Linked DNA regions of Mus musculus: all the other regions are linked to region 1. Evidence: chromatin loops called from intact Hi-C (ENCODE). Cell type or tissue: heart. All regions are shown on one strand. Region 1 overlaps Vps13d (vacuolar protein sorting 13D). Region 2 overlaps Tnfrsf8 (tumor necrosis factor receptor superfamily, member 8). Region 3 overlaps Tnfrsf8 (tumor necrosis factor receptor superfamily, member 8). Region 4 overlaps Tnfrsf1b (tumor necrosis factor receptor superfamily, member 1b). Region 5 holds the start of Gm25938 (a small nuclear RNA gene).

Region 1 (5,000 bases):
TTCTCTGTACACTCCTGGATGTCCTAAAACTCACAGTGTAGACCTGGCTGGCCTCAAACTCACAGAGATCTGCCTGCCTCCACCTCTAGAGTGCTGGGATTAAAAGTGTACGCCACCACACCCGGCTCAAAGTACATTATTATTTTATCCAAAGAGAGAAAGTAAAACCATGCCAGCCCTCTACAAAACTGTTAAAAACACCACTATGATTGTTCACACATTAACCAGAGATAACCCTAAAAGGAAGGAACTGTGTTGTTTTCAGGGACACATATACAGGAGCTGAGTTTAGAACCTTTACACACACTCAAAACATGTTTCTGCTTCTCACCTTGGCCTCTATGCAAAGATTCAAAGAAATCGTGTCGTGTGAAGTGAGCCTCCTCCTGACTGTTAACACTGGCCAGCCCGGAAGGAGGGCAAAATGTCCGATTGACTTCAGGCCCAGCATTGTCCCTGCCTGCTAGCTGAGTGCAATTCAAAGAATAGAGTTTAATGTCTTTGATTTCCACCTGCAGGCGGTCACTTCTGGAGTCATCATCTCCTGCCACAAAATTCTGGATGAATATTTGCCCCAAGTGTCCCACCAACAGCTCAGGACTCCCAGGCCTCCGAGGGATAGAAACAACTGGAGACTCAATGTTTATGTTCAAGATAAGCTTCACAGTATCCGATCGAGGGGAAGGAAGGCCAAACCCGTAGATTTCATTCTCCTCCAAGACAAAGGGCTCCCTGGTCTTCTTCGGGGTTTCAAAGAGTGACACCATCTCACTGTACTCGGCAGTCTTGGTGGCTAACACTGTGGTCACTTTGGTGGCTGCACTCTTCAACATACTGCGGAAATTCTCTTCCAGCTCATCCATAGATAATGTCAGCTCCTTCAAGAATTTAGCAGAGTGGTTATAATGCAAAGATGCCATCTTCAGATTGAGAAAGCATTCCTGTTTTGATTTCTCAGCAAAGGTGAAACTCAATGCTTCAGTCAAGGCTGCATCTTCCATTCTGACAAACACACTTTCAAAATAGCCAATGTCGCTGACGATGTTCTCATAGCCTACAGAATTTCCGATGCTGACGACATACTGGCTCTTCACATTCTCTTGGGTCAGATCCATGAGCTGCAAACAGCCAAGGGAGCCGTTCATGTCAAACGAGCTGCCCATCGACACGTTCACCTTGGTGCCACCAATGCTGGCCGTTGCGATCTTCCTGCCATGCCTCTCCCCGTCAGCCATGCCCACTGTCCGAAGCAGCAGGAGGTTGAGCCTGTGGATCTCCACGGCGACCTCCGTGTTCTGCTCGTAAGTCGACTGAATGGTGCCCTGTTCCACAATGCTTCTTTCAAGGTCAGTCATCAGAGGCTGGGGGCTCACATCATCCTTTTCCTTAGGGAAGGATTTCTGAAGAAAACCAATGAGCTCCACAATTGTCTCTGGGTTTAGGATGATGTCCAAATTATTGACCTGAAGGGAAATGACCTGCAGAGTGCTGTCCAAGTTCATGGATGGGCACTCTGAACTCACAAACTGATACTCCAGCTTAATGAGGGACTCTTGTTCTTTGGTGAGAATTTTCTCCAGGGACACACTAGTGGCTGATTGGTCGTTGAGGGTGGTCACATCAGTTTGGAAGGCCACATTAGGTCCAGAGACAGGAGACTGTGCCCTGCTATCCCGGAGACTTCCTGTGGGAATATCAAAACTCAGATTCTTATGTGAAGCCATCAAAAGGTCAAAATCAGCACCATAAGTCTGCATGGTGTCCACCAGAAGCAATCCGTGAACAGTCAGGGAGACCTCAGCATCATACGGCCTTTTCACAAAGTGAGCGTTGGTGCCAAACACCTTGAGCACTGAGATGTAGCGGCCACTGCTCTCAACACCAAGCTGCATGCAGTTTACCTTGAATTCCGCTAGGAGGAGCTGTGACTCCACCAGCACCTCCCTCGTGTGCTGCTCCAGCATTACAATACTCTGGGTCAAGTTCATTACTGAATCCTGCAAGCTTCCCCGAGGTCCTTCCTGGGGGAAAATCTTCTCTCTGATCTGGGTGTCAGAGGGCTTTGTTTCCGGAGTGGTGAGGAGAGCAAAGCAGTTCTTCAGGGCAGATATTTTATCTTCATTGATGTGGATTTTTAAGTCTGGTAAATTGCCTGAGAGCACAGCCCCAGGGTACTTGGGGTCTGACGTGTAAATCAGCCGACGTTCTAACTGTAGGTGAACATTGAACTTCTCAACTACATGTGTTGGCCCCACATCGATGTCCTGCACACGTTTCCAGTTGTCTCTCACACGCCCTACCATAACCTGTAGGTCCATGAATGTCAAGGAGTACCTCTCATACATCTGTGTGCTCATGAGATGAGCCTGGAGCTGTTCCTCGCTGAACTCCACTCCAGAAAAGGGTGGTGTTTTCTCCCCGTTGCTACTGCTGGTCTCTGGAGGTGGGGTGCTAGGAGGTGTGGCAAGAGGGGTCTTATATTCATCATCACTGAACTGATTCTCTTCAGAGGCAGAGCCATCCCCACTTTTCCTCCTAGAGTCTTCTACAAGGAGAAATGAAAAGATCATAAGTTAAAAGTCTCCTACTTGCTCCCTCCCTCCCTTATTAACTAAGGACTGGGAAGATAGCTCAGTGCTTAGGAGCACTTTCTGCTCTTGCAGAAGACCCAGGATTGACTCCCAGCACACCCACATGGCAATTCATGGAAGTTGCCTGTAACTCCACTTCCAGGAAACCAGATGCCCTCTTTGGCCTCTTTAGACTCTTGCACAGACTTGGTACACATAAACTTAGACAATTCACATTAAAATCTCAATTTTTGAAAAGAATCTCAAATTCCACCAAGTCATAGACATAGATTTAAAATCTTAAGAATTCTATTATGAAATATTTCAGCACTTCTGAGTCAGAGGCAGGCAGAACACTCTAAGTCTGAGAACAGCCTACTCTGTATAGTAAGTTCCAAGCCTGCCAGGCCTACATTGTGAGTCCCTGCCTCTTATTATGAAAGAGGAGGAGGAGGAAGAGGAAGAAGAGGGAAGGGGATGAAGAAGAAGAGGAAGAACACAAAAGGAAAGCTTCACTAAGCTAATGGTTTATAAGTGGATGAAAACGACAGACATAACACTGTGTAATTGCTATTCATCTAGTGTGAACTTATCTATGAGACTGAAAAACAAAATACAAAGAGTAAAAACGTAGGTGAAAATCCCTCCAAGCTCACACTAGGATGCTGAGGCCACAGCCACTGCCAGCATTCTCACGCCTTGTCACAGGCAGGGCTGCTGACACAACTCTCTTACAGCACTCTTCAAACTTACACTTCTCCACTTATTGTAGCCTTCATTTTGTTTCTTTTCTAGAATATTCTTGCTCTACACAATATCCTTATCTGGCACATAAAGGTAGAAAAAGAAAACCAACAACACAAAGATGTCCCTTAGCTGAAAATGGATAAAGAAAATGTGGTACATCTACACTATGGAATACTATTCAGCTATTAAAAATGAAGATATCAAGATTTTTGCAGGCAAATGGATGAGTCTTGAGGATATAATCCAGAGTGAGGTAACCTAGTTCGGAAAGGATATGCGTGGTATATACTCACTTATTAGTGGATATTCGCCATAAAATACAGGTATGACGCTACATTACACAGACCCAAAAAACTAAACAAGAATGAAGGTCCAAGGGAGGAAACTTGAATCTCGGTTAGAAGGAGGAATAAAATAGTCATAAGAGTCAGACGGAGGGTGGTAAATGGGAAGGAGGGGACATGGGGAGAGGAATGGGGATGGAGGGTGGGTTCAGCTGTGGAGGATGGGAAAGAAAGCTAGATAGCAATGAAAATGAAGGGAAATCTGCCAGCAAAGGGAATGAAGGAGGTGGGGGGCATCTCCAGGAACAGAGACCTGGGATAAAGGAGGCAAACCAGAATCAATAGTGGTGACCTTAGCTGTGACTCACAGCATTGGGGATATGGATCCTGAAAAGGCCACTTCCTTCAGCCAGGCAGCAACCCCAGTAGAGCGACAGAGACACCAACCCACCCACAAATCTTTCAACCCAAAATGTAACCTGTCTACAAGAAATGCAGGCACAGGGGATGGAGCCGAGACTGAGGGAGTGGCCAACTGATAGCTGGCCCAACTAGAGACCCATCACTTTGCACACACCAATTCCTGACAACATTAATGATAATTTATTATGCCTGCAGACAAGAGCATGTTGCCCAACAGCTGACTCAGACTGATACAGACATCTACAGCCAAACAATGGATGAAGTTTGGGGACTCTTATGGAAGAATAGGAGGAAGGATTAAGAGCCCAGAAGGGGATAGGAACTCCAGAGAAAGGCCAACAGAGTCAACTAATCTGGATGTTTGTGGCTCTCAGAATTTGAACCACCAACCAAAGAAAATAAAATGGCTAGACCTATACCTCCCCACACATATGTAGCATGTGGGTCTTCATGTGGGTCCTGAACAACTTGAATGGGGGCTATCCCAAAAGCTATTGCCTGTATGTGGGTTATGTTCTATCTGGGCTGCCTTGTCTGGCATCAGTGGGAAATGATATACCTAGCCTCAAAGAGACTTGAAGTGCAGGGGGAGGGGGGAAAGGAATAGCCAGGGGATGCCCAACAGGAAAAGGGGAGAGGGATGGGGAAGGACTGTGGGAGGGGTTACTAGTGGGGGGCAATGAGTGAGTGAGATATAAAGTGAATAAATAAAAAAATTAATTAAAAAAAAAGAAATGGGGCTGATGACATGGCTCAGGGGGTAAGAGCACTGACTGCTCTTCCGAAGGTCCTGAGTTCAAATCCCAGCAACCACATGGTGGCTCACAACCACCCGTAATGAAATCTGATGCCCTCTTCTGGTGCATCTAAAGTCAGCTACATTGTACTTATGTATAATAAAAAATCTTTGGGCTAAAGCAAGCAAGAACTGAGTGAGCGGAGTTGATCCAAGGGAGCAGGGCCGACCGGAGCGAGC
Region 2 (5,000 bases), 130 kb after region 1:
ACCCTGCCCAACAGCTCATGGAAACAAGCTTGAAACCATCAAAACACAAAAAACCCCTTGCTTGGGGAGCGCTTAGGAGGTACGAGCATGTACTTATGAAACTTCTCCAACTCAAAACACCCCTTGCTGGACAATGGTTTTTTTTTTTGTTTTTTTGTTTTTTTTGGTTTTGTTTTTTGTTTTTGTATGAGTTGGTCTAGGCCCCAGGCCTTACACTGGTCATGCACCTATCCATTCTGGCCCAGATAGCCCTTTGCATGGCCTGATACTCACCTGTCTGCTCCATCTTGGGCTGGAAGGTCTGCACTAGGTAGTCCAGGTGAAACTCTGCAAAAACAGCAGGCTTGGGGCTTAGGGTGTGAGCAGGTAGGAAAAGGAAAGACAGAGCAGTACCCAGGCCAGGCCAGATTAATGCAGCCACCTTCCCCAGGACCCCAAGACACATGCACTTACTCTGCTGGAACCGCCTCCTACAGGCCTTCCAGTAACACAGGAGAAAGGAGCCGGAGCCAACCAGTAGCACCACCATGGCCACCCAGAAGAGCACGGGCCCTGAAACACAGTGTCATCCATCCTGTACTCTGTGCACAGCTAGGAGCCAGGGCCCTTCCCTGGACTACACAGGACAGTCCTAGGTGCAGCCCACTTCCTACTTTTCCTGGGACATGGGTCCCACTGAGATGAGCAGCCCTGAACCTTCCCGAATCTGGGACCATCTGATTCAGCCCTTACCTTGCCACCCCAACCTGGCTCCAGGAAGCTATATGGCAGCTCAGAAAGTAAGAAAAAGAAACCAGAGAGGATGAGAAATCGAGACATCAAGAATCAGAATGGGGCGGGGGGGGGGAGTGGTGGCTGGAGAGATGGCATGGCTCAGTGGTTCAATTCTCAGCAACCATACGGTGGCTCACAACCATCTGTAATAAGATCTGATGCACACCTCTGGTGTGTGTCTAAAGACAGCTACAGTGTACTCATATTTGAAGAAGAAAAAATAAAAGAATTAGAATGGGTTGGGTATAGTGTTACATGACTGTAATCTCATCACTAGGGAGATGGAGGTAAACCAGTTAGCCTGATCTACATACCTAGATCCAGGCTAGTCAGGGCTACATAGTGAGACTTCATATAAAACAACAACAACAACAGACAAAACGACAACAACAAAACAAAACTCTAGAAGTTGGAGTGCTGTAGCTAGTTGAGATGGGGAGAGTGAAGGCTGGTTAGGGAAACTGAGACCATCAGCTCCCGAGGGCAGACACAAGGTCAGCTCTGCACAAAGCATTTTCAGCCATTAAAACAAAAAGGGCCAGTGGGATGGTTAGTGGGTAAAGTACTTACTGCAAGCCTGATGACCTGAGTTCAATGTCCAGAACCCACAGAAAAGTGGAAGGAAAGAAGCCCGCAGAAACTGCCCTCTAACTTTCAGACACGAAACATGGCATTGGGGCACTAACATCATATACATAGGAATGAATGGATATATTTTAGAGCCAAAGGAGGAAGACTAAATCTTGTCCAGTCACCCCTAGAGTCACCACTCAGGCCAGGTAACTTCAGCTTTCATATTCTTTGCACACACACTGGCACATGCACACAGCGTAACATGAATCAAACACAGAACCTAATGCATACTAAACCTAATGCATACTAAACTTCATGTATACTAAACTCAATGTATACTAAACCTTGCCTAGCCCATGCATTTACTCGACCCACCCTTACACAGCCTACACTGATTATTTTAATTGTTTAATTGTTATTTGGGTACATGCCTTGGGTGTTATTGCTCAAGTATGTTTGTTTTGTTTGTTATTATTGGGACAGTAATTCAGGGTAGCTTCAAACTTGCTGTGTAGCCAATGATGACTGTGTTCTCAGGATTACCTACCTCCACCTCCTCTGTGCTCAGATTATAGGCATGTATTACCACACCGGTTTATGTGGGCCTGGGAATGGAACCAAGGCTCTTTGGTGTGCTAGGCAAGCACTTTGCCAACTAAGCCATAGCCACAGCCCTCAAAGAGTTTTCTATGGCATGCTGAGAACTGTTAACTTGAGAACTATTGCCACCGTGTGTCCAAAACTAGTACTGCTAGTCCTAAAACTGCCTGGTGTTACCTCATTAGCAGGAGCAGCAACTGTCTTGATCCTGCTCTGGTAATGTGAAGACCATACTTGTGCTATAGGCTGATAATCCTGGGGGCTGATTTGCTATCCATTTTATATCCAAGGAAACTGAGGATGAAGGGAATTAAGCTTCCTAGACTTTTAGTAACTTATTCAATTTCTTTCTCCTTTCTATTTTTCCCCCCTTTTTGGATTTTCAAGACAGAGTTTCTCTGTGTAGTCCTGGCTGTCCTAGAGTTCACTCTGTAGGCTAGGCTAGCCCTGAACTCACAGAGATCCACCTGCTTCTGCCTCCCAAATTCTAGAATTAAAGGCATGTACCACTACCCCAAGTGAGAGTTCTTTTCAAATAGGGTCTCATATAGCCCAGGGTGGCCTTCAACTTGTTATATAGCAGAATGTGACCTTTAACAACCATGAGACAGGGTCTCACTATGTAGCCCTGACTGACCTTGAACCTGACATGTAGACCAAGCATCTGCCATGCCTAGAGCCTTTTGTTTTGTCCTTCCGCCTCTACATGGTTTCTCAGGATCAAACTGAGTTCATTGGGCTTGCTTCCTTGGGCAGGGCAGATGGCAAATGAGCCACTTCATTGATCCAACCCTGAACTTTTCCTATATCTACCTCTCAGCCGTGAGATTATAGACATACACTACGAAGCCCCGTGGATACCCTGGTAGGGATCAGACCCAGAGGTGCTGGGTATTCTAGGTGAAAATTCAGCCAACAGAGCCACACCCCCAGCCTCAAAACTGAATTTTGGGTAGCAATTATAGGCCATCAGAATGAAGTCATGAAAAAAGAAAAGTTCTGTCCCAAGAATGAGATAATATTAGGAAACGGCAGAGCCACAGGGTCAGTTCTAGAAGCCAGAAAGTTGGGCTTGGTCTTTATTTCTCAATCCACCCGAGGCCAAAGCCCTGAAAGGAAGTCCTGCTGCCCCTTGCTTTGGACAGTGAATGATCATTACCTGGATCCAGAAATGGTGTTCCCGTGGACAATGGAGAGGTGGGCTGCATCCTGCTGCTGGTCCAGGCATCTACCACAAGGCTTAGGGTGGAGGCGGTACTATACCAAAGGAAACCAAGGACAAGGGTGATGGTCACAGTTGCCATGTAAAAAGGGTGTGTCTAATGAAGGATGTTTCTTCTCTACAGAGGGTAAAGATGAAGCCTGGGTACCCAAAAGATCAACACAGTCTTTACAGGCATTGTGAGGTATTGATTAAGCTCTAGACCCTCTGGCTTTACAATCCTGTAATCACTGAGACAGACACACAGCCATGTTCCTCCCCAACCTCCCCAAAGGCCTCAAGGTCTGATGCCCCTGCATGTCTAGCCCTTACTTTCCTGGACACTGCCTGAGCATACAAAGGGCCATTCTGCCCTTCCCATGGGGTGGGGGGACTAGGAGTCACCTTGCAGGCTCCTTGCTGTTTTCTGAGGTGCTGATGTCAGGGAGTGTCCCTGGAGATGGAAGCTCCAAGGTCATATTCTTCTCTGCATTACCTATAGGTATGATGACATATTAGAATCAGTGCAGAGAGTTTGAATATCCAGTCTGCAGTGGGGAACAGTGGGAGGCAGTTGGGAGGTAGTGGAAAGTAGTGAGTGGGAGTCTTCCATAACACACAATTCCTGGCTACAAGTGACAAAGGCCATGAGGGTTGTGCTTTAAAGCATCAAACTGGAGAGGCTATGGTACCATGGGTTCTGCTATGCACGCTCCAGTGAAGTCTGCTTGGCAGGCTGAGAGGCCTGGAAGCACTCACGAGGCAAAGAGTTTCACGGAAACTCACCTCCTGGAACTCTGGCAACGGTTACTCTCATAACCCGTATACTGATACCCTATCCCCGTGTTAGTCTGGTGTATGGATCCACGTGCTCTCTTTTAGTATTATTTTATTATAAGTGCCTTTTAAGATTGAATTCTGACATAGCTAAGCCTTCGCCAGTGTTCCAACGTCCCAGAAAATTCTTGAAGATGACAAACTTGGAATTCAGTAGGAATTCAGTAAGAATGTTGCCTATTCAGTGACATTCAGAATTGCCTCTAGTATTGTAAGAGAGATAGTGAAAGAAATCAGGCTTTACTATCTACTACATAGAGTTAGAAATCTCAGGGCAAGCTTAGCAATGTAAGTTTAGAATTCTTATTATAGTTATATATGGCAGACTACATTACTTATTAGTAGAAAGTCCCCTCACACTATCACTTAGGATAAAATCCAAGTCGCTCCCATATACAGGAATTTACAATGGTTTAGGAAGTAGATCAGGCTGTTGTTTTAGAGTATTGCATTATTCATGAGAAGGTTAGCTAGAGCGGAACTCCCTAATTAGAACCATAACTTGGGTGTGAAAGCCCTTGCCCTAGGAGTGTAAAGACCTCACACCTGGCTTCTAAGACTATGACCTTAGATAGAGTTGACTTTAGATAGAGCTGACTTTGTCTCAGTTGTTTTATTGCCCAGTTCCTGCCAGTCCTTTTGTTTACATTCCTCTGTTTTGTGTAAGAGTCATTAAGCATCCGGTAACCTCATTTGTACCTTGCCGATGTGTCACCTAACTTCCCTATTTTCTTCTGTATAAATAGTTTGATGCTCAATTTGAAAAATTACATTCAGATTCTACACAACCTCTTGCGTTGCGTCTGTCTGTCATTCTCTGACTCCTTGCCCATCTGCAACTAGAAACCCATTCTACACAGACAAGGGACCCAAGAGGGTCTGCGGCAGGGTTCCAAAAGCAGCTTCTGCTTTTTATTTAGAAGAAGCTTAAAGGGCAGCAAGATGGCTCAGCAGGAAAGACCTTAGGTGACTAAGGTGATGACCTTAGTTGGATCCTGGGACCCACATTGTGGAA
Region 3 (5,000 bases), 140 kb after region 1:
ACCCGGATTGGAGCAATTGGGACCAGATCCCGAGGAAGGCAGCTCACAGATAGTGTCCTTCTTTGCTGTGCCTATAAAAGAGACAGCAATGTCTTCAGAACAGGCACTGAGAAACTCAGAGTCCCCAGGAGCAGAAGTGTCAACACCACATGTAGAATCATGGACAAGGTACTAGGAGGACACAATGGCTACCCCGAGACAGAGATTCTGGCTTTCCCAGTATCTGTTCACTCTGGAGTGAGGAGGATCTATCCCTTCACTTGGCTTGGTCAGTGACGCTCACAGATGTTCACACTCAGCTACAGAAACACAGACAGACAGACAGACACACAGACACACAGACAGAGACAGACAGACACATAATTATATTTGTGCCCCCCAGAGATACATATATAGAGATACATATATACAGAGACACAGAGAGAGACATACACAGTAACACACACAGAGATGCATACACATAGACACACACACAGAAACACACAGACACACCCACAGAGAGAGACACACACAGACACACAAGACAGGCACAAATAGACACAGATACACACACACACACAAAGAGACACACACAGATACATATAGAGATACACGCAAAGACATACTCAAATACATACACAGACACACACACAAGAGACATATACACACAGAAAGACACACAGGCACACATAGACACAGATACACACACACATAAACATACACAGAGACACATACACATAGAGACACATAGAGAGATACACACAGACACAAGCACAAACATACACAAATAAATACACACTGACACACACACAGACACAGACACACACAGACAGAGACACACACACAGACACACACACAGACACAAGCACAAACATACACAAATAAATACACACTGACACACACAGGCACACACACACAGACACACACAGACACACACACAGACACACACAGACACACACAACACATACACACACAGACACAAGCACAAACATACACAAATAAATACACACTGACACACACAGGTGCACACACACACACACACACAGACACACATACACATATACACACACACACACACACAGACACAAACAGACACACACACACACACACACACACACACAGACACACACCCACCATCAGATACTCCTGGGTTTGCCCTCCATCTCTACCACATTCTTACTAAGCCAGGCAGTCAAGAGATCATAACAGTCTTCATTAGGCTGCTGTTTATATAAACAACCACATGAAAACAAGTCTGTCATACTAGGTAATAAACAGTAAGCGCTCAACCTTACTGCCTGTACTGTACTTTCTCACACCCCAACGCCAATCTCATCTCCGAGGGAGGGAGTGACCCACATGAGTTGGAAGATGCCCCAACTACTTCAGTGGAGGTGAACACAGCAAGGTCAGCAGTGCGATGAAGTTGACGCAGCTCAGCTGAGCACCCAATCCTGGCTCTACGTTCTTGGGCTGCTCATCTGCCATCTCTGGGTGTCAAACTCCCTACCCACAGAAAGGAGCTGATGGAATCTGCTCTGCACACACGCGATGCTTGCGAAGAAAGTCCATAATAGCCTTGAGTGTTTGGCTATCTGTGAGCTATGCTGAAACAGAAGTTACTCTCCCCTTTCACAACCGGAAATCCTACATCTCCCAGAGCTGCCTTCTGGGAGAGTCCACAGGGGCTCCAGAGATGAACAAGGTCAGGTGACTGTGGCAGGGCCACTGACAGAATGTGCTGTGTCACTATGCCAGTACCGCACACCTTTAAGCCCAGGACTTGAGAAGTGAACAGTTCTGTGAGTTTCAGGTCAGCCTGGTCTACTTAGTGAGTTCCAGGTCAGCCAACAGCTACATAATGAGACCCTGTCTCAATAAAAGGAGGGATGTGGTCTTAGTAGTTAAGATCACTGGATACTTTTTCAGAGGATGGGATTCAATCCCCAGCTCACAACCTTCTATAATTCCAATTCTAAGAAATCCGATAACCTCTTCTTGCCTCTGTGGGCACTAGGCATGCATGTGGTACACAGACATACGTGCAGGTAAAACACCCATATACATAAAATAAATAAATCGAAAAATAAAAATGAATCTGGGTGTAGTGGCACATGCCTGTAATCCCAGCAGTCAGGAGTCTGAGGAAGCAAGATCAGAAGTTCAAATCCAACCTGGGCAACAGAATGACTCTGTCTCAAAAGATAAATAAAGAAATAAATAATTTTAATGATGTCTTTGTGCTAGGAGTATTGCTTATTGGTATAGTCCTTGTATGACATGAATGGCCTTGAGTTCAGTCCCCAACACACACACACACTCGTGTGTCCATGCATGCATACACACATGCACACACAGCTCACACATTTAATACCCACACTTGGGAGGATGAGACAGGGGGATTACTGTGGTTTTGAAGCCAGTCTTGCCGCATAGTGACTTACAAGACATCCTGGGCTACAAAATGAGAGCGGGTCTCAGAAAGAAATAATCTAACAACATAATGATCTATGTCAGTTGGTAACCAATATAAATATAAAAAGATACATTGTATTCTCGCTTACATGGTAGGTCTTTGAAACTTACTGAGCATTATAGACAGAACATCTTAACTTAGACCTGCCACATTTTAAGCATTTTTTTTTTTTTACACATGGCAATGGCAGGACTTCAGAGACAGGCCTCTGTTGCCCCCATGTGGCAGTCTTGGGAACTCTGCCCAGACAGCCTAGCCATGCTAGCTGGAAGGTTGAGAATCTGTCTGACAGACAAACACGGAGGCCTTTAAGTAACATCTCCTCATCATATGAGCAAGGAGAAAGAGTTAGAGGAACTGGCCCCATCCACAGGTAAAAATCTTCAATATAGCCCAGCCCTCAGCTACGTTTCTGATTGCAGACAGGGTCCCACAGTACAGAGAGCATTCTGTGATTCAGGAACTTGGAAAATGCCCATGAAGCTAGGAGCCAGAAAAGCCAAGGACACCGGTTAGAGAAAAGGGTTTGCAATTTTCACCCCTCACCATCGGTTTGCCCCACCAGGAGTTTATGTGATTGTACTGTCCTTTTTGCACCCCCACCTCCATGTCTCCCTTCTAGAAAGCACACCACCACCTCCTTTTTTGAGAACAGAGTCTCACTATGGAATCAGCCTAGCCTCCAAAACACCACTTCTAATGGCAACCAGTGAAGTTCCATGATTCTTATCTCTTCCTCTGACCATGAACTCCTCCTCCCTTGTATTGTCAAAAAATTAGAAACGGGAGATGGTAAGGCCTGATGTCACGAGGCAAACTGGGGGAAAAAAACAAAGCAAAGTAATTTCTCTGCCTTTAATCTGTTGCCTAATGTCTCAGTACTCCTCTCTCCAATAAAATGTCCTATTCTGACGCAGGGAAGGTAGCTCTAATTTGTCAGATAACTCCCAGGGTAGAGACTTGAGGCTTCCTACTTACTTGTGGACCACCGGAGAATCATCCCTGACCCCAAGCTTCAAATGTGCCCACAGCCTCCTTTAACCAGGCGTGGGCCTCTGCCAGTAGAGTACCTCTGACAGGACGCAGATGTGAGCAGTGAGCAGCAGAAACCCCGAACGGATGCTGCACACATCACAGCATGGGGAGAGAAGCTTCGACCTGTTTATCCTACAGTGGTGGGAAGGTTAGGAGGCCTGTGGCGGGCACAACAGTAGCTACTAAGGAGCTGTGGGAGCTGTGGGAGCTGTGGGAGCTGTGGGAGCTGTGGGACACTCACCTGGAGACTTGACAACCTCCTCTCCAGAACAGTGGAGTTTGCAGCGGGCGCAGGAATTGACTGCTGGTGTGCAGCAGTGCATGCCAGGCTGACACTCACAGATTCGAGGAGAGTTCCCGGAACACGGAGCCTTCTCCACAAGGCCTGAGGGACACAGAGAGGGTCATGGAAGGGAAAGAGGGGAGCCAAGGGTGGGGGTCCAGTGTACACAGGGACAATCCAGGATGAAGGTAAGATGCCACATGACCCTCTGTCAGACCAGTTGGCTGTCACTCTGTGCCTCTCCTCAGTTCTCCTGATGTGCATGAAAGGGGCAGCGTGAGGGTAACCTTCACTTCCAGCCCATATGTCTGCTACTACTACATAGATTACAAACAAATAAATGTGGGGCTAGGGAGACGGCTTAGTGGGTAAAAGCAGTTGTTCTTAGAGCAGAAAGTCCTGAGTTTATATCTCTAGGGCCCATGTAAAAAACTGAACTGAGAGGACCCTATATGACTGCTACAGAAATGGGAAGACTCCTAGGGCTGGCTAGCCAGCCAATGTAGCTGAATCAGTGAGCTCCAGGTTCTGAGAGAGTCTCCGTCTCAAATAGGAAGTTGGAGAATGACTGAGGAAGACTCCTGACATCAGCCGACACTGACACACACAAACACAGACACACAGACACACACACTCCATGCATATATATGATGTCCCAGGATATGGAAAGAACTGAAGTACACGTAACTGTGTGACAGGCCATTCTGAAAAGGCATTACACTGTGATTTTCATGGACCTCCAGCAAGACTGATGTTTTAACTGTACAGGCAGGAGAGCCATCAGTGGTTGCCACGGTGAGGAGGATGGAAAGATAAACTATAGAAGCATGAGGAGTTTTAGGAAGTGCACTGTATGTTCTGGGCACAGATACACCGTCTATGGTCAAATCCCATATGATGGGCATCCCAGCTGAATCACGATGAGGCAGGAACTCAGCAATACATAGCCACACTAGCTCATCTTCTGTATTGGAGTCTGACTACTAAATGGTCTCCTCTGAGGGAGATGGCTGTGGGATAAACCACTTTCTGTGAAAGCATAGGACTTGAGCTTCATCTCCAGAACCCATGCTTAAAAAGATGGGGGTGGGGTTTGGAGAGATGGCTCAGTAGCTAAGAGTATTGCTTGCCTTGCATGATCAAAGTCCTGAGTACTATCCTCAGCATTGCATAAACTAGGCATTGCAGTGCACACCTGTGATCCCAGTACCCAGGACATGGAGACAG
Region 4 (5,000 bases), 57 kb after region 1:
TCAAAAGAACAATGCTAGCCGGGCAGTGGTGGCACATGCCTTTAATCCCAGCACTTAGCGGGCAGAGGCAGGAGGATTTCTGAGTCTGAGGCCAGCCTGGTCTACGGAGTGAGCTCCAGGACAGCCACGGCTACACAGAGAAACCCTGTCTCAAAAAACCAAAACAAAACCAAAACAAAAAAAAAGACCAAACAGAACAACAACAACAAAACCAATGTTAGTGTTGTCTTTTTCTTCTTCTTCTTCTTCTTCTTTTCTCCTTCTCTCTTCCTCCTCCTCCTTTCAGAGGCAAGTTCTCAGGTACCCCGAGCTGTCTCTGAACTGGCCTGTAACCAAGGATGACTGACTTTCGATTGTTTTGCCTCTGCCTCCTAGTGCTGGAATTACAGGCTACCCAGTAAATGCAGTGGTGGGGATTGAACCCACTGCCTTGGGCATGCTAGACAAACACTTTACCAAAAGAGCTCCAGTTTGAGCCAAGGATACTACATATTTTTTTTAAATAAATTAATTATGTTTATTATGTATGTGTGTTGAGTGTATGAGTGAAGGTCAGTCAGCTCTGTCCTTCCATCATGTGGGACATGAGACCAAACAAAGGCTGCCAACCTCAACAGAAAGGCCCTTTATCCTCCAAGCCTGCTCTCTGGCCTCAAGAATGCTATATGTATTTGAAGTCAGGGACTCACTATGTAGTCTTGGCTGGCCTGGAACTCACTGTGAGACAAGTCTGGCCTCTAAACCACCGAGATCCAGCTGCCTCTGCTTTCTAAGTGCTGGGATTGAAGACGTTTACCACACCTGGCAGAGTGCTAAATTTTTTTAATTTTTTTAAAAAAAAGTTTATTATAGCTAGAGAGAGGGCTCAGCAGTTAAGGGCACTTGCTGCTCTTTCAGAAAACCCAACTTTGGTTCCCAATACCCATTTGGCACAATTGTCTGTAATCCCAGATTTAGGGAATTCAGCACCCTTCACACACACACACACACACACACACACACACACACACACACACACACACACACACGGAAAAAGAAATTAATCTTTTTTTAAAATGCTATTACCTATTTCTACTATCTTTTGGGGCAGTGGTTCTCAACCTTCCTAACGCTATGACCTTTTAATACTCTTTCTCATGTTTTGGTGACCCAACAATAAAATTATTTCACTGCACTGGGCATGTTGGCACACACATTTAATCCCAGCATTCAGAAGGCAGAGGCAGGCAGATCTTTAAGTTCAAGGCCAGCCTAGTCTGTACAAAGTGAGCTACACAGATAAACCCTGCCTCAAAAAAAAATTATTTTGTTGCTACCCCATAACTGTAATTTTGCTTCTGTTATAAGTTTAATGTAAATATCTGATATGGGATACCCAAGAGGTCATACCCACAGGTTGGGAACTGCTGCTTTGGAGTCTTGAACTCTATAAGTATTCTTTAGTAAATAGAGCATTGTCAAAGCAACGAGCAGAGCTCCTCAAGGCAACAGGATCATGCTGTCTGCTCAGGAACCATGTTAAGAAATCACAGGTGAAAAGTGAAGTTCGGGGTTGGGCAGCTGATTGCGTTTGCCTAGCATTCACGAGGCCCCTGGGTTCAAGCCCCAGCACCACACAAATCATAGGATGGACAGACTTGTCATCCCAATACTTGGGAAGTAGAGGCAAGAGGATACAAAAGTCAAGGTCATCCTTTGGCAAGGTGGTTGTCAGTCTTAGATGGAAAAATAAGATTCGAAAACATAATGTAACGCCAAGGGTCCTGACACGGTTGCACATGCCTATAACTCAGCACTCTCGAAACTGAGGCAGGAGAATATCCAAGTTCAAGGTGCCTGGAGGATGCAGCCAGACTGGGTATACAGCAAAACTCCATGTATGAACAAACAGATAAGCAAAAATAATGATTAAAAGATAAAATCAATTTATTTAAAAAAATTTATTACATTTATGGTATGTGAGTGTGTGTGCAAGAATGTGATGTGTGCACATATGCAGAAGCATGTATGGGGTGGTGGTCAGAGGACAACTTGCAGGAATCAGGTCTCTTCTACCTTATGGTCAGGGATCCAACTCAGGTCATCAGGTTTGTCCGCAAACTGCCTTACCCACTGAGCCATCTTGCCAGTTCAAAACTAACTTATTAAATAGGAAGGGGGAGCCCTTGGAGAGATGTCTTAGTGGATAAAATGCAGGTATACAAGTGTGAGGACCAGAATTCAGATCTCTAGTATTCATGTAAATGTCGGGCAGGTATGGCAGCCTGCCTGTAACCTGAGCACTCCATAGGCAGACAGAGATCCCTGAAGCAAGTTAGACTAGAAAATGTGCAAGCTCTGGGTACAGATGAGAGCCCTGCCTCAGTAACTGAGAGTGATCAAACACACCCAAAGCCAACCTCTGGCCTCCACACACTGGCACACACATACATGCAAACATGGACACACACACACACACACACACACACACACACACACACACACTGAAGGAGGGAGATTCTGGACTGCCCATCCTTTAGGAATGTGTTATAGGTCAGCACTCAAATTGTTCCCTGCTCCCCCTCCTCTGATTGCAGAGCCCTAAGCTGGTCTAAGCTAGTACAGCCATTGTTCACATCCACGGTGTGGGCTTCCGAGATGACAGAACCCGTCTCCTTCCCACAACACAATGAGGAGGCCAGACTCAGAGCAGGAGATAGGGGCAAGCCTGGAGTCTACTTGGCTGGGTGTTTCCTCAGCATCCACAGGCTACAAGTGGGAGACAGCCAGGTTCTCTGCAAGAGTGGCTGTAAAGGTGGGATGGGAGGTGGGGTGGGGTGGCTCAGCCAGGGCTCAGTGTACAAAACAACAACAAAAAGCATTTATAAGCAGGAATTCTGTCCAGCACACAGTGCAATTGCTCCTTAGCACACCCTTTAGGGATCCACACAAGCACAGGAGCTGAGGCCACACCCAGGAACAGTCCTTTCCAATTCATTCTTTTGTTGCCTAGGAGGCCCGAGGTCATCCCAGGACGGGCCACCAGGGGGCAGACGTGTTCCTTCCCCTCTACAGTCTGATGCTGCAGAGCCTTAACAAGTCGGCCCCAAGTGTCCAGTATCTTGATTCCAGAGTGCTGAGCTCTTTAAGTCTCCATGGCAACAACTAGGCTCCTCTGCCAAGTTCATATCCAGTGGAATCGGTGAGCATGGCATCCAAGCACCTGAGACTGAACTTGCTTCTTGAGGAGTCTCCTGAACCCTTTCCTTCCAGGCATGCTAGGGGAGCAGGTTGATTAGAAAACCGGCATGAATCCTTTGGCAAAAGAGCTGGCTTCAGCTGTTTCCGGGTGGGCCTTTCAACCGATGTCATCAGCTGTTCCAACTCACAGTGCCTAACCCGGACATGCACTTGGGGTCACAGCAAGTACAGTACCAAGCCGTTGGGGAGTTAGAGGGAGTGCTCCAGGCTGAGGTAGGAAGAGACAGGTGGCTGCAGGGGCCTGGGAACTCTACAGTCCCTGAGATTCCCTGAAGGAAGGCGTGGCCTTGGAAGGGCTCATTAGAAGGTCAGGAGGAGGAGCTCCAGCCCTCTGTGTGCCCACCAGAGTAAAAGTCAAAGGCAGAGGCTGCAAACCACACAGGGGGCTGGCTGTGCTGTCTGCTGTCTGCTGTCTACTTACGTTTTGCATGTGTTGCTGAGGATCAAACCCAGGGCATGCTAAAAGCACACTGGACCACTGAGTTACAGCCCTACCATCCTATAACAGAGCAACTCTGCCTGATGGGGCCTCTGATTCTTGCATCAAAAGAATTTCGGTGGGCTTGGAGAGGGTACTTCCTAAGAGTTTAGCACTAACCTGAAGGGCCTCTGTGCCCTACCAGGCCACCACTTGCTCCTACTTGCTGGAACCGCCCTGCAGTGTCAGCATTCAGGCTGAAGAGCTGTGCTATTCATGGAAGAGGATGTTAGCTCCTTAGAAGGAAAAAATACTGGGGCCTCTCAGAAGCAAGAATCAGGCAAGAGCCCAGGAGATCCAGAGGGGTCATGGAAGAGCAACAACTTCCTGGGACTGCCCCCATAAAACACCATGGCAGTTTTTGACCACTCTAGCTGTCTCAGCCCTCACTTGACCTGCAACTGGGGCTCTGGAAGCCACTAAGGGAAATGGATCCAGCAAAAGTCATGAAGTTCCATGGGTTCAGGGTCTCGGGGGTCCCTTTGCAGGGTGTTACCCCTGTCAGGGGTCAGGCCACTTTGACTGCAATCTGATCAAACCAGCCAGCTTGGCTGGGCTTCATGCCCATATCCGGCACACCAAGGGGCAAGGGCTTCTCATGGCTCTGCAGTGTCTCTGTAGTCTCACACGGGGACTGAGACGGACACTCCTCCTGAGAGAAGGGGACCTGCTCATCCTTTGGGGACGCTGAGGGCTTGGCATCTGGGTCTCCCACTGTGGCGCTGGCTTGGGAAGAGCACTGAGAACTGTGGTCAGAGCTGCTACAGACGTTCACGATGCAGGTGACGTTGACGTGGGTCCCGTGGCTTCCGTGGGAAGAATCTGTGAAGCACAGGATGGGAGGGTGAGTCTGGGGATCTTGGAGACAGGGTGTCTTTGCAGTTTGCCTCTTGTCCCAGGGGCAGGTTAGAGCAATAGGCCAAGGGCCAAGAGGCTAAAGACCCTAGCTCACCTCTACTACGATGGCAGATGCATCACCCTTACATGCCTGTGTGCTCACTTCCCAGCTGCCCAGCCCAACGCTCCCTGCTGTTGACCGGAGACAATTTTCTAAAGCAGACAAAAGTACTCCAAGAAGAACAAAACATTGGGCTGAGGATATGGCTCAGTTAGTAAGGACTTTGTCTTGCAAGCTTAAGGACCTAAATTCAACCCCTGAGACCCCATGTAAGGAGGCTGGGCATGGCGGCACACACTTGTAATCTCAGTACTTGGGAGGCAGAGAAAGGGAGATTTCTGGGTCTTTTCAGGCCAACCAACTAAGTCTAACTGGTGGACACCA
Region 5 (5,000 bases), 390 kb before region 1:
TGTCAGGCAATAAGTGGATATTAACCAAAAAGAAAAAGTACAGAATACCCAAGATACAGTCCACAGAACTCAAAAAGCTAAACAAGCTGAAGTGCCCAGTAAGGATGCCTCAGACCACTTGAGAGACAGAAGAAAGCAATCACAAGAAGGAAGGGAGGGAGGGGCCTGAGAGGGAAAGAGAGTGGGAGGAAGTGAGGGTGGAACCTGATCTGGTATTTGGTGAGGGAAAATGACTGAAGCCCTGAAGGCCAGCAGAAAGAAAGCATTAATTGAGACTGCTGGTCCTAGTGTAGGATCACTCTTCTCCTCAGCTTCTTTCAGCTTTCCCTAATTCAACAACGGGTCAACTGCTTCTGTCTATTGGTTGGGTGCAAATATCTGCATCTGATTCTTTCAGCTGCTGGAAAGAGGCAACCTCAGGATATAGAAGGTTGGGGGAACCCTCCAGAATGCACCAGAGACCTGGGAGGTGAGAGATGCTCAGGACTCAAAGAGAAATGCTTACATGAAATGCTCTTTCAATATTCTTTTGTAATCAAGGAAGACATAAAGTGTATTTTGAAAAGCTGTGCAGTCAATAAATAAAGTTTCTGAGAAAATAACTTTATATATAAATAAAGCCTATAAGAGACACAGGTTGTCAGAATAAGTCAAGCCATATATAAATGTGCTTCCTTTCTGTCCTGTCTCACATGGAACAAAGCTGAATGGTGTCCTGTGTCTGAGTCTTCTTTAGCTTCTCTTGAATCTATTGGTTCCAACCCTTGCCCTCAGCCAGGGATGGTTCCTTGCACTCTTTTTGGTTTTTTGTTTGTATGTTTGGTTGGTTGGTTGGTTGGTTTGGTTTGATTTGGGGGTTTGAGGTTTTTTTGGTTTTGGTTGTTTTGGGGCTTTTTTTTTTTTGGTTTTTTTAGACAAGGTTTCCCTGTATAGCCCTGGCTGTCCTGAAACTCACTCTGTAGACCTAGATGGCCTCAAATTCAGAAATCTGCCTGCCTCTGCATCCCAAGTGCTGGGATTAAAGGCATGTGCCACCACTGTCTGGCCCCTTGCACTCTTTTACCTGTTTCTGGGACCATTTTCCTCCTAGTGGATTGCCTCATCCAGCCTAACCATGAAGGGATGTGCCTAGTCTTGTTGTAACTTGATATGCCATGTTTAGGTGGTATCCCTGGAAGTCCTCTCTTTTTCTGAAGGGAAACATAGGAAGAGTAGATCTGGTGGAGGGGCAGGGGAGGGAAGGCATGTGGAGGAGAGGAAGGGGGGTAAACTGTGGTTAGTATATAATATACGATAAAAATAATATATGTTTAAATATATTATTTAAATGTGCTTGGGACAGGCTGCCTCTCTCAGGGTGTTGGCCCTCCTAAAATCCACGAAAGAGGCTATGCTTAATAGTGATAGAGCAAAGAAAAAAGACAGGTGGAGTATAAGAAGGTACTACAAGAAGAAAGACATTCCATGTTCACGAATTAGTTGGCTGACCAACTTTGCAGTACTTCCCCAGTCAACCCAGTCAAGAGCAAACTCTACAGACATAGTCCCTTCACTGCATATATCTCTTTAAAAAAAACAGAAAACTGCTATAAGCCACCAAGGATAAATGGGACTAGATAGTTTTTCTGTCAGGCTCTTATTTCTGTTGCTTTTATCTATACAAAAGAACTAACTATACACAAGACATCGAATTCTCCACATGAGTCTTTAGAAGAAAACCAGCCATTTAACTCCATCCTCAAATCCTGAACGCAAGGGAAATCATGTGTTGTTTTAAGCCAATGCATTTGTTTTAGTTTTACTAAGGAGAAAGTGGGAATTCATTTCTCCATTAACAAAATTATACAGTATAGTTTCCCACTTTTAGGGAAATACCAGGGGTGTGCATACCCAGAGTGCAGTGGATAAGCCTCACCCTGGGTAGGGCACTTTACTCATGGTCATGATGTCTTCCCTCTTAGGTAATTTGTAAGCCAGTTTATTTGTAAAAATGAATTCCAGAAGCCAGAGAAATCTAACAAAATTCAACAGAAGCTGAGCTGCTCTACTGAAAGAAGTACAGTGATGCTGTTAGCACAAGAGACACAGGCCACAAGGTGGCATCATTCTACAGAGAACGAGAAAGCCACGGAGAGTGTAGGAAAGATGAATATATGACAGGGACACTGAAGCCTGTCTTCAGAGAAATAGATGCATGTTTTAGCTATGAATTTTCTTGCCACATCTTGGGTTCTCCTGAAAACACTAGAAACACATACATTCAAGTGTGATTCAGTATCAGGTCCTTTTATGAAGTGCCCACTACCATTTGGGTATTTTTACTTCTCAGGGCTGGAAAGAAGATATGGGGTAAAGAACAGATGTTTCTCTTGGATAGGACCCATGTTCAGTTGTTAGTACCTATGTCAACTGGCTCACAATGCCTATAAACACAGCTCTAAGGGATCCTATACCTCTACAGGCACCTGCACTCACAGGCACAGATCCCTACTTAGACACTCATTCACACACATAATTACAAATAAGACAAATCTTTTCCTGAGCAACACCTGTATAATGACAGCACCAAGAAGCTGGCTAATAGAGGAAGATACTTTAGGGGGACTCATCCCCTAGACAAAGAACTACAGACAAGTAAGGACTAGTAAGAGAGAGAGAGAGAGAGAGAGAGAGAGAGAGAGAGAGAGAGAGAGAGAGAGAGAGAGAGAGAGAGAGAGAGAGAGAGAGAGAGAGAGAGAGAGAGAGAGAGAGAGAGAGAGAGAGAGAGAGAGAGAGAGATAGTCTAGTTTAGGAACAAGGCCCTAATTATTTGTACTCTACCAGTGGTCAGTCCTGAAATCATGTATATACAAGCAACAGTAAACTAACTCAGCAGGTATAGATACATGAAACGTAACAAGGATGCTCATAGAAAATGAGGCCAATAATTCAAGTCATATTAGGAGGAGGGACATGCAAGGAGCTGAATGAGAGGGGTTGGAGGGAAGAAAATGAAGGAAGACTATAAATGGTGTGATTACACTTGAAAATGTCAAGGTCTACCCCTAGTGATGTAATTCATTCCTGTGAGGCTGCAACACCCCCTTGTAAACTCCCTAAATAGCCCCACTAACTGCCGAACAACTATTCACATAATGGGTGATATACTACCCCAAATATCAACAGGAGCGTGACAATGGGGCTTCAAGTGAGAACAGGGTATGATTGGGAAGTGGACCAGAGGCCATGTACATTAGAATCTTGCAAAAAAAAATTCTACATTCTGATAAGATCCTAAGAAAAAAATCTGAGTGAGACAGAATTTAAAAGCAATGACTTGGTTACTTTGGTAGATTATATGGAATGAGTGAAGCTCTGAGTGAATGGGCTTGGCCATGTCAAGGACCAATGCCCCAAACCATGAAAGTGGCAAAGCTCTTCCTCCTTGGTGAGTCTCATTGGGATGACAAAGCATTCCTCTAGTCCAAATGTAAATGTTGATAATATGTGCAGAAACTACCTACCATAGCTTTCCTCTTTAGATACTCTTGCCTAAAGTCTGACTGTTCCACTGCAGAGATTGCTTCTATCTACATTAGCTAAACCTGAATCCTTGTCGGGTTACATGCAATAGCCTATACCTCTGATCGACTATATATAATAAACATGCTAGCTTCTGGAGTGCTATAGCTTCTCCATCAGAAAGCTGAGACCACTCACCTGCAGCTTTTCTGTGTCTGTGTGTCTGTTCATTTCTTCACCAATCCAATCTGGTGAAAGTCATCAAGCGGTGCAGCATGCAAAGCCTATGCTAATGCAGAGCAGCAGAGTATTAACAGAGTGACTCAGGCTGTTAACAGAGAAATTGCTCATAGCTTTTAGCCAGGTTTGCAGTGAAGACTGAAAGTAAAGTGACTTGAAAAACATACATTTTGACAAAGAAAAGGTTTTTTATAACAAACAACCCAAATATTGACAAAGAATCTTTCATTATTAAGGAGATGAGTACCATGAAAGAGAATCTATATGTTCTACCCTGGAACAATAAAAAAAAAAATGTGCTAACAGCAAGAATCCTACCACTAAAGGATCCAGGATCTGAAAGCATATTGTTAAGCCTATCGTTTACAACAGATGAACAAATGTGTGAATGGCTTGAAACTATTAGAGAAGTACTATTCTTTGCTCAACTTCCCAGACACATCCAAGCTGCTTCAGTTTTGATTTCAGGAGGCACAACTACTTCTTGAGCTGACAGCATCTACATGGTGCTGTTTATAAGATTCAGGAAGAATGAAGTATTTATAAGTCATTGGAGGCGTACATGAAGTGTCTGTAGAAAAACCTCGGAGGTCAGACAGTGTGTGGCAGAGTGACAGCATCTACACAGTTTTTCAATGGACATTTAGAGTAAAGACTAAGTTGTAATGAAAAGCCCAGAATATTGGCAATGACAGAAACTTTAAACATCTACCAAAGAGAGGTGAGGACTAAGACTGGCCATCTCAAGAGACGGATTACAATTGTCAGTATTGTGGAAGCAGGGCTCTCCAAGTCAATTGAGGCTCACATTAGGGCATAATGTGCTCCAACAACAGACCAGGAAGTGTAGGGTTTCATACTGAAACCTTGAAGAGTTTCAGCTTTACTTTGGTCCACTATACCCTAACTATCTGTACTACCAAATATTAGAATGTGATCGATCACTACACACCATCATCTATTGAAAAGATAAAACAGTTTTTCTTTATTTTATAGTGACTCATGTCTAAGAGATTGCCTTGAATCTCAGTAAAGTCTGAAGTCAGAGACTTTTGAATACTTTAAGGACTTAAGAATTTTGAGGACTCTCAAAGTTACATTAATAAATATTTTTGCATTGTGTGACCAAGAATGCTGTGGTTTAAATGCAGAATATCCAACACAGACTCGTGATTTGAATGATTCTTGCCCAGACTTTGGCCCAATTTTGTGGATGTAGAGTCTTTAGGAAATGCAAGCTGGTGAGTAGAAGTAGGTCA

The links. Peaks named below come from ENCODE experiments on the same cell type or tissue, not always from the same donor. Only the 100,000 strongest peaks of a DNase experiment are listed, where the experiment ranks them.
Region 2: a loop joins it to region 1, with 6 times the contacts of the local background. A loop is called at or near these places in 19 of 42 quality-filtered maps.
Region 3: a loop joins it to region 1, with 6 times the contacts of the local background. A loop is called at or near these places in 19 of 42 quality-filtered maps.
Region 4: it touches region 1 in a loop (2.2-fold over the local background); 2 of 42 quality-filtered maps call a loop at or near these places.
Region 5: it touches region 1 in a loop (5-fold over the local background); 10 of 42 quality-filtered maps call a loop at or near these places.

Annotation. Positions count from the first base shown.
Region 1 is chr4:145,154,238-145,159,237 of GRCm38, forward strand. It overlaps Vps13d (vacuolar protein sorting 13D), which reads right to left. Exons shown (of 70, transcript NM_001276465.1): 19 at 332-2,545. Among named protein-coding and RNA genes, the nearest start is that of Vps13d, 38 kb to the right of the region's middle. In heart, no CTCF peak of the experiment used is centred here; a DNase peak (open chromatin) is centred at 1,904.
Region 2 is chr4:145,284,873-145,289,872 of GRCm38, forward strand. Tnfrsf8 (tumor necrosis factor receptor superfamily, member 8) reads right to left here. Exons shown (of 13, transcript NM_009401.3): 7 at 3,554-3,644; 8 at 3,107-3,204; 9 at 454-552; 10 at 274-327. Among named protein-coding and RNA genes, the nearest start is that of Gm36233, 22 kb to the left of the region's middle. In heart, a CTCF peak has its summit at 2,085; a DNase peak (open chromatin) is centred at 2,019.
Region 3 is chr4:145,293,119-145,298,118 of GRCm38, forward strand. It overlaps Tnfrsf8 (tumor necrosis factor receptor superfamily, member 8), which reads right to left. Exons shown (of 13, transcript NM_009401.3): 4 at 3,732-3,875; 5 at 1-71. Among named protein-coding and RNA genes, the nearest start is that of Tnfrsf8, 20 kb to the right of the region's middle. In heart, a CTCF peak has its summit at 2,680 (motif pointing left); no DNase peak of the experiment used is centred here.
Region 4 is chr4:145,211,561-145,216,560 of GRCm38, forward strand. Tnfrsf1b (tumor necrosis factor receptor superfamily, member 1b) reads right to left here. Exons shown (of 10, transcript NM_011610.3): 10 at 808-4,540. The coding sequence ends at 4,227. Among named protein-coding and RNA genes, the nearest start is that of Vps13d, 19 kb to the left of the region's middle. In heart, a CTCF peak has its summit at 3,013 (motif pointing right); DNase peaks (open chromatin) are centred at 3,031 and 3,991; H3K27ac peaks cover 748 bases.
Region 5 is chr4:144,763,824-144,768,823 of GRCm38, forward strand. Gm25938 (a small nuclear RNA gene) reads right to left here and starts at 1,969; the gene lies at 1,804-1,969. In heart, a CTCF peak has its summit at 2,082 (motif pointing right); no DNase peak of the experiment used is centred here.